Regions from separate parts of the Homo sapiens genome. Here region 2 is linked to region 1. A link is a contact called in ENCODE Hi-C or POLR2A ChIA-PET data. All regions are on one chromosome and are shown on one strand. The core of a region is the stretch at or near the end of the contact, and the rest is flanking DNA. Distances in the headings are between cores, read along the strand shown.

Region 1 (6,335 bases), core at 2,749-5,248:
ACTTTACAGCCAAATAGATTTAATCTCCCTTTACCCTCCTCCTAAGGCAGGTGGTTCTTAAAGAGAGAAAGCCAACTTAGAAATCTGTATACTTTATTTGACAGTATGCCCACATTTTTAGCAATAACATTAGCTAGTGTCAATGTTTAAATTTCTTCTTTAAGAAATTCGATAGTTGGCTGGGCTCAGTGGCTCACGCCTGTAATCCCAACACTTTGGGAGGCCGAGGTGGGCGGATCACGAGGTCAGGAAATCTAGACCATCCTGGTTAACACGGTGAAACCCTGTCTCTACTGAAATACAAAAAATTAGGTGGCTGTTGTGGCATGTGCCTGTAGTCCCAGCTACTTGAAAGGCTGAGGTGGGAGAATCGCTTGAACCCAGGAGGCGGAGGTTGTGGTGAGCTGAGATCATGCTACTGTACTCCAGCCTGGGCAACAGAGCGAGACTCCGTCTCAAAAAATAAAATAAAATGAAATGAAATGAAATGAAATGAAATGAAATGAAATGAAATGAAATGAAATAAATCGATAGTTAAGTGAAAGTTGCATTATTCAGTGTATATGTATGATTATTTAATGTAAAATAAACTCAGTTTTTCCAGTTGGATGGTGGGGGTGGTAGCAGGGGAGGAGTTGATAGTAAATAATTCTGGATATTCAGCAAGAAATTGAGAAGGGATCTTGCCCTCCCTCCTTTTATCCCACTCCCTTGCCCCCATTTCTTAATTGAGTCTGGCCTGAGCCCATGTGGCTGGCCAGCACAGATGAAAGGCCCTTCTTCACAGCAGATGTATGATGATTCCTGGACAGTGGTCAGGATATTGCCTTTTTGTGGAACTTTTAACAGAAAAGGTAACTGAAGGTTTGAGCATGTCCCCTTTACAGGGGCCATCTTTCCCCCACCTGTGTAGAGGTACATGGGTCTTTCAGCGGCTCAAACAACACACCTAAGTGTCCTTGAGTCTCACCTTATTGTGAGTGTTGCTTGTAAGCAGTGTTGTCACTAAATTTATTTCTTCTTTAATTTGGTAATTTACCAGAATATCTTCTTTTCTAGCCTCGATGATTATAGCTCGTTGAAATGCCTGAAGTCATTTTTGATTTCTTCTCTCTTGCTCATGAGAATTATTCCAAAAAAAATTTTGGCCTTCACACCAGTGTTTAAAAATTGTTCTGTACCTAGGTTTACAGTGGGGATACACCATCTTAAATCTAGTTAAGGTTAACAAGATTTATATTCTTTTCTGGAGAGTTCAGTCTTGGAAGCCAACCTGAGTTTTTAAAATGTGCTGACTGCATGTGGATAAATTACAGCCCTGTTCCCAGATGTGTGGGATCTCACAAGATAGGGATTGGATGGAGAAGTATCCCTGATTTGTCAAAGTGCTAGTCTAAGAGAGCTGCCTTTGTTGTAAGTATACTGCTTGTGTAATTTCAATGATCAAGATTCCCTTTGAGAAAAAATGTGGTTGTACTGACATTTACTTTGAGCAAATGAAGCATAATTCATATCTGTTGAAATTGAAATTAATAATGCATGGCCATGGCTATGTGAGTACTTTTTTCAGCCTTCTTTGTATGTTCTTGCATATAAATTTTTAGAACCCGTGGTAAATCAGATGGTGCAGAGGCTGTTCGATTTTTTTTTTTTCTTCCTTGTTTTCTAGTGGGTGGCTTGCTTGAGCAAGGGAATGCAGTGAATAAGTTTATCAGCGTTAGAATCTGTGGTTATGAAATTATATCACTTATTAAAAACTAAATATTTTAGTCAAGGTTTTTAAGTGTCCTTTGCAAAAAAAAAAAAAGCTTTTAGATTGCTCTTTACTTGTACTTTCCCAGCTGAAAATGAAAGATAAGGGACAAATATTAGTATCAATTCTTTTATTTGCATGCCTTTTCTCTAATGGTTGTTCCTTGCCTTTTAGTCCTTGTGTAATGAATACGTTAGAGGCAAATGTCACCTATCTTGAAACCATAAAGACTTAGTTTCTGTACTACTACTTTTTAGGTACAAGTGCAGTCTGACTTCTGAATGTAGAACCAGTCATCAGAATAGCCCTAGATTGCACAGTGGGAAGAACTTGCATTGGCTAAGTACTCTGGTGAAGCTGAACAATTCCAGGTTGCAAAGAGTACTTGGCTCATCTCTCATTTTCATGAGGACTAACATCACACACAATGCTAAACCTCACTAGCAAAGAACTGAAATGAACTCCTGACAGGCCAAGAAATGCATCCAGTAACCTCATGTGATCTTTTACCCCATCAAGCCAAGGCCATATCTCTGAGGTTAAGAAAATTGTGCATTACATTGCAAAATCTTCTATTTGTGAGTTAGAAGTCTCAAACTCGACTTTGTTACATTTAGACAGTTCTAAACACACATATGAAAACAACTCAATTTCCATCATAACTTTGCAGTAAATTTCCAAAAGGCGTATTTCAGGAGACCTTAAGATAAGCATTGTTTCTGAAAGCATGATCAAATGAAGGAAATGAAAGAACAAACACTATCCTAGTTTGAATGATGCTTGGAAAGGTTTTAGTCCTGGGATTGCAGATAATTTATTTTTTTTGGTAGTACCAATTAGGGATATGCTGAGAACAGTGGGGAAAGCAACAGTAGGTTTACTTCTTATTGCCTGATAGAGTATTTTTCTCTAAGATTTTTTGGTATGTGTGTACAAGACAGTGTTTTTGGTTGATCCTATGTCTCAGTTGAAGACAGTCCTACTGAATTGAGATCTTATGGGGCAGGGGGCAGTATACTTCTTTTTTATTGACATAATTGCAGCCAGATAGAAATAGGTAATTATATTTCTTATCACACACATAATGGATTTGTTTTATGTTGTGTTATTCTCTGAAATTAACTGACAGATTAGAACAAATTGCATGTATATTTCACATACCCAACCTGCACTAAGTCCCTCAAATTCCTATTTATGACAGTTTACCTCTGGGAATTAGCTAGGGCATTTAAATCAATAGCATTATTAGAACTCACGTTCCAGGAATCCATTTGTGACCCCGTACAGGAAAGAGTTAACATAGTAAGCCTGCGTGCAATAACTTAAGACATTTCATGTTTATTGTCACAACTGGTTGTTGGCAGCATTAAATGTGACCCCACTTGGAGAGGACCCATGGAAGCTTGTGTCTAGTTTCTTCCAGACTTCATCCCATACCCTTTTCCGTTGGCCGATTTTGCATTTTGCTTTCTTGTAATACATTGTAGCCATGATACAACTATATGCTGAGACGGGCGAGTCTTCCAGGTGAATCATTGAGCCTGGGGAGTAGTCGTGGGGATGCCTAACACATACCCATCATCAACTGCTGAAGGCCTCTACTTGGTTAAGGTGGAGTGCTCTGGGCTAGAGTATTGGCACTGCAACCTTGACCCATGCACTACTGCACCAAGTTTGTTGGGAGGATCACATGGGATGGTGTTGGTAAAAGTTCCTTGAAAACAGATCACTATCCAGATGCACACTGATGTGATTATTATTTTGCTTCTTCCGTGATATGTTTTGGTAACTACTGTGAGTAAGACATTATTATGCACACATAGAACGCTCAGTTATTTACCCTTTGGTTAGTATTGGGCCTCCTTCTTCACATGAGGCAAGGCAAACTCCCGCTTCCCCAGACAATGGGGAGCACTCTAGACACTAATTCCCCACCCTTCCTACATTTTTCACATTGCTCTCTGGTTACTTTTCTTAACCCATGTTAATTACAGTTGGGTGGGTACAGTGGCTCATGCCTATAATCCCAGCACTTTGGGAGGCCAAGGCGGGCAGATTGCTTGAGCCCAGGAGTTCAAGACCAGCCTGGGCAACATGAAGAACACCATCTCTACAAATAATACAAAAATTAGCTGGGTGTGGTGGTGCCCACCTGTGGTCCCAGCTACATGGGGTGTGGGAGGATCGCTTGAGCCCGTGAGGTGAGGGCTGCAGTGAGTCATGATTGCCCCACTGCACTCCAGCCTGGGTGATAGAGCAAGAGCCTGTCTCAGAAAAAGAGAAAAATTGTAGTTTTGTCATCTCTCCAAACCATTAATTACATTGCATTCATTGTGAAATAAAGGCCAGATATGTTTATCTGTCAGTCAAGTTTATCTGATCCCACCCCCTCTTCTAGCCTTATTCCTTACTGCTTGCCTTGAGGTATTTGACAGTTTAGCCAAATGAGGACACTAACCCTTTTCCTTCCCCTCCTCAGATATTTGTTGCTTTCCTCTCTTCTCTCCCACCCCTAGGATGCTTTTTCCTCCATCGCTCTCTGTGCAAATCCTACCGTGTTTCAAAACCCATGTTAAATGGTGCCTCTTTCTCATTGCCTTTTCTGATCCCTCTAGTGGTCAAAGTTTCTGTTGACTCCTATGACGTTTTATGTTTGTTTATGTCTGAGTTTTTTTGATATGTGCAGGAGGTATTGGTATGCAAGTGGAGAAGTGAGATAGCTAAGGGAAGGCAGCCAATAAAGGTGCATTATTAAACCACTAATGGCAATGGGCAGTTGGAGGTCAAGCTTGGGGAGAAGCTCTGGGAGATGATGTCACGCAGGACTTCTCAAACTTTCATGTTCATGAGAATCTCCTGGGGACCTTGTTAAAATGCAGGTTCAGACTCAGGTCTGGGGTGAGACCTGAGAGTCTGAATTTCTCATGAGCACCTGGTGATAATGATGCTGTTGGCATGGGTCCAGAGACCCCACTTCGGAGAATGGTGATGCTGTAAATTTGTCCCACCTGAAGAGTAAGGTAGCTGGAGCATTTAACTTAATTAATTTTTTTTTTTTTTTTTTGAGACAGAGTCTTACTCTGTCGTCCAGGCTGCAGTTCAGTGGCTCAGTCATAGCCAACTGGAGTATTTATATACCAACTTTGGATGGTCATTAGTTGGGGGCTGTCAATTCCTGCCACCTTTGGCTTCTCGGGTGGCCATCCCTACCTTGGAGAAAAGTCCTCAGGCAGCGAGGTGCAGATACCTGTAGTTGGAGGTCAGCTTTGGGTGGCTAGGGCAAATTCAGCCCCATCTTGTAATTGTGATGATTTATACACATTTGTTCCTCCATAGCAACCTGTCAGATCCCTGAAGGCAGGATATGTAATTTGTCTTGTGTTCTAATAGCATTTAGTGCATATTATGCTTTTTTGTTTGCTCAATGAGTGAGTTGATTGTTGGTACTTTCTACTTTGGCAAAGTGTTACAAGTGCAGTTTATGGTGCAGTTCGGACTCCAGCTTTTTTTTTTCTTTTTTTTTTTTTTAGACAGTCTTGCTCTAAAGCCCAGAATGGAGTGCAATGACGCTATCTAGGCTGACTGCAACCTCTGCCTCCCCGGTTCAAGTGATTCTCGTGCCTCAGCCTCCCCAGTAGCTGGGATTACAGGCGTGCATTACCACACCCAGTTTATTTTTTGTATTTTTAGTAAACAAGGGGTTTCGCCATGTTGCCCAGGCTGGTCTTGAACTCCAGGTCTCAAATGATCTGCCCGCCTCGGCCTCCCAAAATGCTGGGATTACAGGTGTGAGCCACTGTGTCCGGCCGCAGCTTGTCATTTTTAGTCTCAGTGTCTAAGATAAAGATTCTGTAACACAAAAGCCTTCTTCCTGGTTCGTCATCTCTGAAGGTATCAGTGGCCTTGTCCTCACTGGTCAGTGCTAACAGGTACAAGAGAGAAGAATACTATGGAAGACAGCAAAAATTACCCCATCAAGGACTTCTGGGTTCTGTTTATTTTTAAGATGAAGATAGAGAATACGGCTCAAGAGAAAGAATTCTGGTGAGAAACTTTGGAGATAGCTAGTGCTCTCTCATCTAATTTTCCCTCTTGAAGGCACTTTTCATTCCTTGAGGGATTTCTGTTCTTTCTTTTTTCTTTTTGGACATTCTCCTTTATATTTGGATGGATTTCCTGTAATACAGACACAAATTTGGTTTTGAATTATAAGGCTAAAACAAATCTTTTAACTTGGTTGCTAAATTTCCTCTACATTATCAAAGCTCTTTTTATTTTGAATACCGTTTTCCAAATTTCATTTTTTCTTTGACTCATAAAATCTAGTGTTTTGAAAACTTCTTATATGGAGCTTTCTTTTGATTTTTAATATGAAATAACTACTATGTATTTGTTTGAGACCTCCTGTGTATCTCGTTCTGTACTAGATGCTATGGTAGACTGAAAGGAAATGTGACATTTTCTACCGGCCCTCAAAGAATTAGTCATTTAGGTGGGGAGAAAAGGTAGTTGATATGATGATAGAAAACCAATTGTAAGTATTAAGGGATATTCAATGACAGTTGGATGTCTTTGATTTTTT
Region 2 (6,335 bases), core at 1,912-4,411, 210 kb before region 1:
CTCCTATTTGCCAGTATATACTAAGGAGAATCCATTCTTACTGATATTGCTGGCCTTTTTAAAAGCCTTCCCACTTGCCTCTTACAAACTGAGGCTCTACTGACAAATGGCTTTTTCTCCCTGCATTCTGTGGAAAGCTTACAAATGCTGAATGCTAAGTGGAAGGCAACCAAAACCCAAATTCACAAACGTGTGCACTTGAAAATGTGCAGTTGGAGTCAATCCTTTGTCTGGAGCCCAGAGGAAAATACTTGATTCTGTTACTAGGTGGCAATGTTCCTTTACCAAAAGGGTGGTTATTAGCGTCTGCTCTAAAACAGAAAGGAAAACGCTGCCTTCTTGACCCATCCTTAGCAACTTTTTAACCAGACTTCTTGGTTTAAGACCACAAAGAGACATCAGTAATGTCAGAAATTCCAAGGTTGGAGTGCACAAACGAAAACTTATTCCCCTGGTCACTGTACATTGCAAAACTCTATGATATAAAGCACATGGTTGCTTCCAATGACTGTAAAAATCCTCTCTAGGCTGGGACTAGAAGTATATTCCAGGCCTTAGTGAACAAGTGATATAATCTCACTTGTCCAATGATCAGTGGTATAGTATTAATTTTATTTATGAAAAAACAGCCCTTGCATTGAGGTTCTTTTTAAAAAAAGGAGTTTCTTCCATCCCATTATCAGTTAGGGTTACCAGATTTAGTAAATCAAAATACAGGACAGCTAGTTAAATTTGAATTGCAGATAAACAATGAATACACTTTTTAGTATAAGTATGATCCTTGCAATAATTTGCAACTACTGATACTAAAAAAATTATTTGTTATTTATCAAAAAAAGTTCTGAATGAGTGGGCCTGGTACCTACATTTTAAAAAATACGGTGTTTTCCGTACAGATAATTCTCAGATCACACTTTCAAATAGCAAGAGTCTGAAGCTGTGAGATCATGAATCTCCTTGAGAATCAAGTCTTTTCCCAGAAAACACTCATATAAACTCAATACTTTCACACAACTTCAGTGAAAGAACTGAAATTCAGAATTGGCTAGAGCCTACAAACCTCATGAACCCCAAGTTAAGCACTAGCCTTAGTAATCTCATGTGGTTTACTGAAAAGCTTGGCTCTTCCACAGAAGTGAGATGAGAACAGGCTCATTTTGAGCCCTCCCACTTGGCCTACTCTTTGTCCTTCCCAACACTTCTCAGCACAAGGAGAGCATTTTTTTTTTTTTTTTTTTTTTTTTTTTTTTTACTTTCCACAAGAAATAATCCATAATCCCCTGCAACAGTATGAGTTCCCTACTTAAGTGACATGCTTTTTCTTTAGTGCCTCCCAGTTACCTCTGTAAAAGGATTGTTTGGAAATAGGGTCTGCCTGAATGAAGCCTAGAGGCTGTAAACAAAATTCCTCTTCATCAAAGATGCAAGTAAACAATTCTGGGCCAAACTGAACCACAGAGAGGTCATCTTAAATGCCCATCAAGCCATAAAAGGGTAGCCAGGGGATTGAAATTTTACACCTGTGTAAGGCAGGGAAGTAATACTGAAGTTAAAATAAAATAGCAGGCTCATACACTTAAAGATGGTTATTAAGCAGAGGTTGTCACCTTATCTCTGTGAGAACTAGTCTTGCAGATGCCTTGAGAAGAAGGAGTCCCAGCGTGGGACTCTGAGGGCCTTGGTGTGCTGACCCTGTGGCAGGGCCATTGCCCACTACACACTAGCTTTGGGTGGGAGGTGTAGAAGTTGCAGTGAAGTCCCACACTCATGGAGCAGCTGTAGTGCTGAGAAAGTGCATTAGAAGGCATAGGTTGTGTTCAGAGATAAGGCACCCATGATACCCCTCTGAAGTCCCTTTAAGGTGCTCATCCTGCCACCTGTAAAGCATCTAAGGCACCCTGGCCCCAGGTCGGGGGATGGAACCACAGTAAGGCTGTGGTATTACTGTCCCTTGGAGCTGAAATAAGTGCCGGGTAAGATGGCACTGGGACTTGGTTGAGTCACTAAGGTAGAAGTCCCAAGGCCCTCCATTAAATTTCTCCCACCTGAAAGTCTGGGCCTCATGAAGGTAAAAACTGCTACACAGGGAAGGTGTCTCTGAAGCTGCTGGAGCTCCCTGTTGGGCTGGACCAGAGCCCTTCCGTAACCTCGGCACTCTTGCAAGAGAAGGCAACCCCACTGTATTATACTCTCATGGGCTGGAATAGGCCGGAGTCCCAGGCTTTAGCGCTTTGGGTTTATAGGGATAACCACTTCTCCAGAAGTACCATGGTTAATTTATTTCAATGACTCTATTGGCTAGCCTCCTACTGGCTCTCAACCTAGCCTCATGGACCTCTTTAATTCATAAAGGTAGGCTGGCATGGGGAGAGTATTGCTCCATTTTCCTTTGGAGATGGAAGTCTTAGTATATCTTAATTACCAGACAATGGAGTCTTCATTCCTTCTTTAGATTTGCCTAACCAAGAAAACCTCAGAGTAACATTCCAAGAGCAAAGATGAACATCTATCCTGAAAACAAATAAACAAACAAGCAAAAAAGCTGCTTTCGACTACAAAGCTACAGCAGGACACTTTCTCTGCAGTGAAATGACTGAGTCAAAGGATACGGGCATTTGAAAAGCCCTCTTTTGTGTAGCCACTATGTGGAATAAAGACAACTCATGTGATATAACTGTAAAACAATTTCTTATTTCCCAGTGCCCCTTTAACTGTTTCGTTCTTCCTCTCTCCTGATTGAAAACTCCTATAGTCCCACGCGATGATCAAAATTTTAATCTTCGTTCAAAGGTCAATCATCCTGCCTTTCCCACTGTGGTACTGTTTCAGGACAAGGTCGACTTCTCCATCCTACCCATAGCACTTTCCCTCCATCTGCCCATCAAGGCTATGATTAGGCCACCTGTAAAAGTCTGTCTTGGCTTCCTCAGGCTGGAACTGCAAGGTGGGAAAGGAAGTGAAAAGGGCGAGAAAGTTCTTATTTGATTGATGTTGTCAGTGGATGGCTTCTGCTTGCTGGAGCGTGAAGCTGTTTTTTTCTCTTATGTGCATTTTTTGTGGGTTATCATGAAAGCTGCCATTGTTGGGGGATGCTTCTCTTTCCGTTTCTTTGATGTGGGAAATGATGTCTCTTCTAGCTGGTCACTGGCAGCTCCTCTTGCGACTTCTCACCATCCAGTGACCCACAGCTAGCTTCCTTCTTCTGATGTTCTCTTAGTCTTCAGATAGCCCTCAGAAAGATTCTTGATGCTCCCAGACTGCCTGCCTCTCAAGAGTGGTACAAACCTCTTCCTCAGGAAATACACTTTCTTTGGCCACAGCCACCTCTCCTAGATCAGCTTCTAAATACTTCTATCTCACTGTGTTTACATTTCTTAGTGGGAATCAGACACAAGTATAGTCCCCTAAATCAAGCTTGTCCAACCTGTGGCCCATGGGCTGCATGCAGCCCAGGATAGCTTTGAATGCAGCTCAACACAAATTCATAAACTTTTTAAAACATTATGACATTTGCTTGCAAATTTTTTTTAAAGCTAATCAGCTGCTGTTAGTATATTTTTATGTATGGCCCAAGACAATTCTTTCAATTGTCTTTCAATTCTTTCTTTTGGTCCAGGGAAGCCAAAAGATTGGACACTGCTGCCTTAAACTGAATGTAGCACATCTTGAATTCTCTATGTGGGCTCCTTAAAACCGTTAAGTGGGAAACATCTTCTATTCCTCACCCTTGTTGAGGTATCTAGCACTCCAACATCTATCTCCAAAATCCTCCTCCCAGTTTCACCTTCAACCTCCATGTACTTCATCCTCTTTGTATTTTTAATGTGTGTGAGGGATGAGTTCTGTCATTGGTGTTCAGATACTTATTTTGAAAATTTGTATTTTGTTTTAGCAACTCACTTTGAAGTGCAATATATATTGTATCTTGATTCCTCAGTCAAAATCTTCAAGGAACAGCCAATTGCATAAGAAAGATTTGCTCTTGTTCTCACTCATAGGTGGGAATTGAACAATGAGAACACATGGACCCAGGAAGGGGAACATCACACACCGGGGACTGTTGTGGGGTAGGGGGAGGAGGGACAGATAGCATTAGGAGATATACCTAATGCTAAATGACGAGTTAATGGGTGCAGCACACCAACATGGCACATGTATACATATGTAACAAACCTGCACGTTGTGCACATGTACCCTAAAACTTAAAGTATAATAATAATAAAATTAAAAAAAAGAAAGATTTGCTCTTGTCACATAATCATAATTTCATATCAGGTATAAACCTGAAGGATTTGCAGGTGATATCATTGCAACTGCCATTTACTAGCCACCCGCAATATTCATTTACTCTTGAGATATTATTCATTGGTGGCCCTATGGAAACCAGATCCTCATTTGATTTCTCATTGATGTCGTCATTACTAAATCTTTGAAGGTATGGATCAGCTTTTCCACTTCTTCCATGAGCTTCTTGGGCTCATCCACAGAGGCATAAAAGTACTGAGAAAACTGGTTGATATGGTTACTATTTTGCTTACACCCTCAAAAAATTAAATACAATGTGTTTGTTAAAGCAAAAGTTGATTGATGACTTACGTATAATAAAAGCCATACACATTTATCACAAAAAGCCCAAATTGCAAAGAAAATTAGAAAGTGGAAAAAAGTAATGCGTGGTCCTACCACCCAAAGAGGTAATGAGATAGTCGTTTTACTTAATTGTCTTCCTTTTTTTCATAATTGTAATAATAATGTACTGATCCCTGGGTCCCGCCCCAAATATTCAGATTTATTTGGTATGGGGGCATGTTCTAGACTCAGTGTTTTTCAAAAGCTCCTTAGGTGATTGCGACATGCGGCAGTTTGAGAGCTACTGCTCTAGGCGCCTGCCATTGACTTGTTCTCCATGCTTTTACTGTATTCTTGGTTAATTAGACCATGCAGAATGGATCGTAGAACCCACTGAGAATCAACTGTAATCATAAGTGTGTGTCAGCATGAGAGGGAACAAGTCTTCTAATTACTAGTTCATACTGGATGGACATCTACATCTGGCCACTCATGATGAAGGATAATGATGGATGGGGATAAGTTGGTTTCCTTATCACCATGAGGATAGCCTCACTGCTTCGCCAATCCCCAACTCTCTCAAGGCTGGCATCAGAGACTAGTTAGCTTTCCATGTGGGAGGATTTACAGCGAGTGAAATCACTGTGGCAGTCTGACTCTCTAGTAATCACAAGTCATAGTTACAAGGGTTTTTTAAATCTAGTGGCAACTTTTAGGTTGCACTGAACTGTGAGAAAGGAATTGGAAGAGTCTTGGGGCTTATTTTATGAGAAGTCTCAAGGAACTTTTATGATTGGTTGCACCCATAAACAACTTCATAATCAAAATGACTTGCTCCATCATAGTTTCAGAGACCTTGGAGGGGAGGACAGAAATGGTCAGGACCCTTCTCAATGCTTTCTCTTCTCAGGAGTCCACATATCAGAAACAGATGTGTTAGCCCTCAGATTGATGGTGAGAAAACGTGTCAGGAGACTCAGAATGAAGGCTCACATGCTCACATCACATACTGGTTTTGCAGATAGCTTGTATTATAATTTACAACAAAATTATGGTAGTTAGCCCAGCTGCTAGATCTTGTTATTTATTAATAAAGCAGTACATGTTACATATTATTTTAATATTTTGTCAACTGTATTTCAATGTTACTGGTATAATCCTAGGTTTTTATAATGTGTTTACAAACATGAACAGGCTTTTGTTTCATATTATTTTGATAAGTGATGCATGTCATTTTCATTTTTAATTTAGAGGTGATTGTGGAATTGGGAGGAGAAAACTAGCAGAGATAACTAGGAAATTTTACATTGTTATAGCTTCTTTTTTTTAATTCTATACTTTATTTCCTGTGTTTCCAGTATACTTTTTATCTGATATTATGGCTTACTATGCTCATTTGTTGCCACATTTTAATTACCTTTCCCAGTGATTAATTATTTGCTTCCAGATAGTGGGCTGGTACGATTCCCGCTGGTTCTATTTTGGAACCAATGATAAGGTACATTAACGAGGCTCAGAGTTGCTCCCACGAGACTGTTTTCCTTTTCCCATTGATGTGGCCTCTTCTTTTCACAGTATTAGAAATTGTAACTCAGGCACAATGCTTATTAGCTTATTCTCTTATCCCCAGATCACAGATGGAGATGTGGTTTTTAAAATATCTCATATTAAAAGTTCCAAAATCAAGAGTAGGGTGATGTATCACCACCCCCAGGTTGATATTCTAGGAATAAATGTCAAGAATAGAGATAGAAATTACCTATTAC

The links. A loop is a pair of places that touch in the nucleus more often than their neighbours do. ChIA-PET counts read pairs that join two places held with the same protein, here RNA polymerase II (POLR2A). Pooled maps may share reads with other maps.
Region 2: a map of GM12878 shows a loop between it and region 1 (2.1-fold over the local background). The contact joins two enhancer-like sites. A Hi-C loop is called at or near these places in 1 of 168 maps with a recorded cell type or tissue (GM12878), 1 of 37 single-sample maps with no recorded cell type and 7 of 50 pooled maps. POLR2A ChIA-PET finds 5 or more read pairs at or near these places in 1 of 52 experiments (activated CD8-positive, alpha-beta memory T cell).

Annotation. Positions count from the first base shown.
Region 1 is chr9:78,002,759-78,009,093 of GRCh38, reverse strand. The region is part of intron 1 of GNAQ (G protein subunit alpha q); the gene reads left to right. Among named protein-coding and RNA genes, the nearest start is that of GNAQ, 26 kb to the left of the region's middle. Within about 2 kb of position 3,998, at least 2 of the 41 ENCODE cell types and tissues checked have a DNase peak (open chromatin) inside an H3K27ac peak, as active enhancers do.
Region 2 is chr9:78,207,842-78,214,176 of GRCh38, reverse strand. No RefSeq gene overlaps it. Among named protein-coding and RNA genes, the nearest start is that of CEP78, 25 kb to the left of the region's middle. RefSeq lists an enhancer at 2,861-3,180. Within about 2 kb of position 3,161, at least 4 of the 41 ENCODE cell types and tissues checked have a DNase peak (open chromatin) inside an H3K27ac peak, as active enhancers do.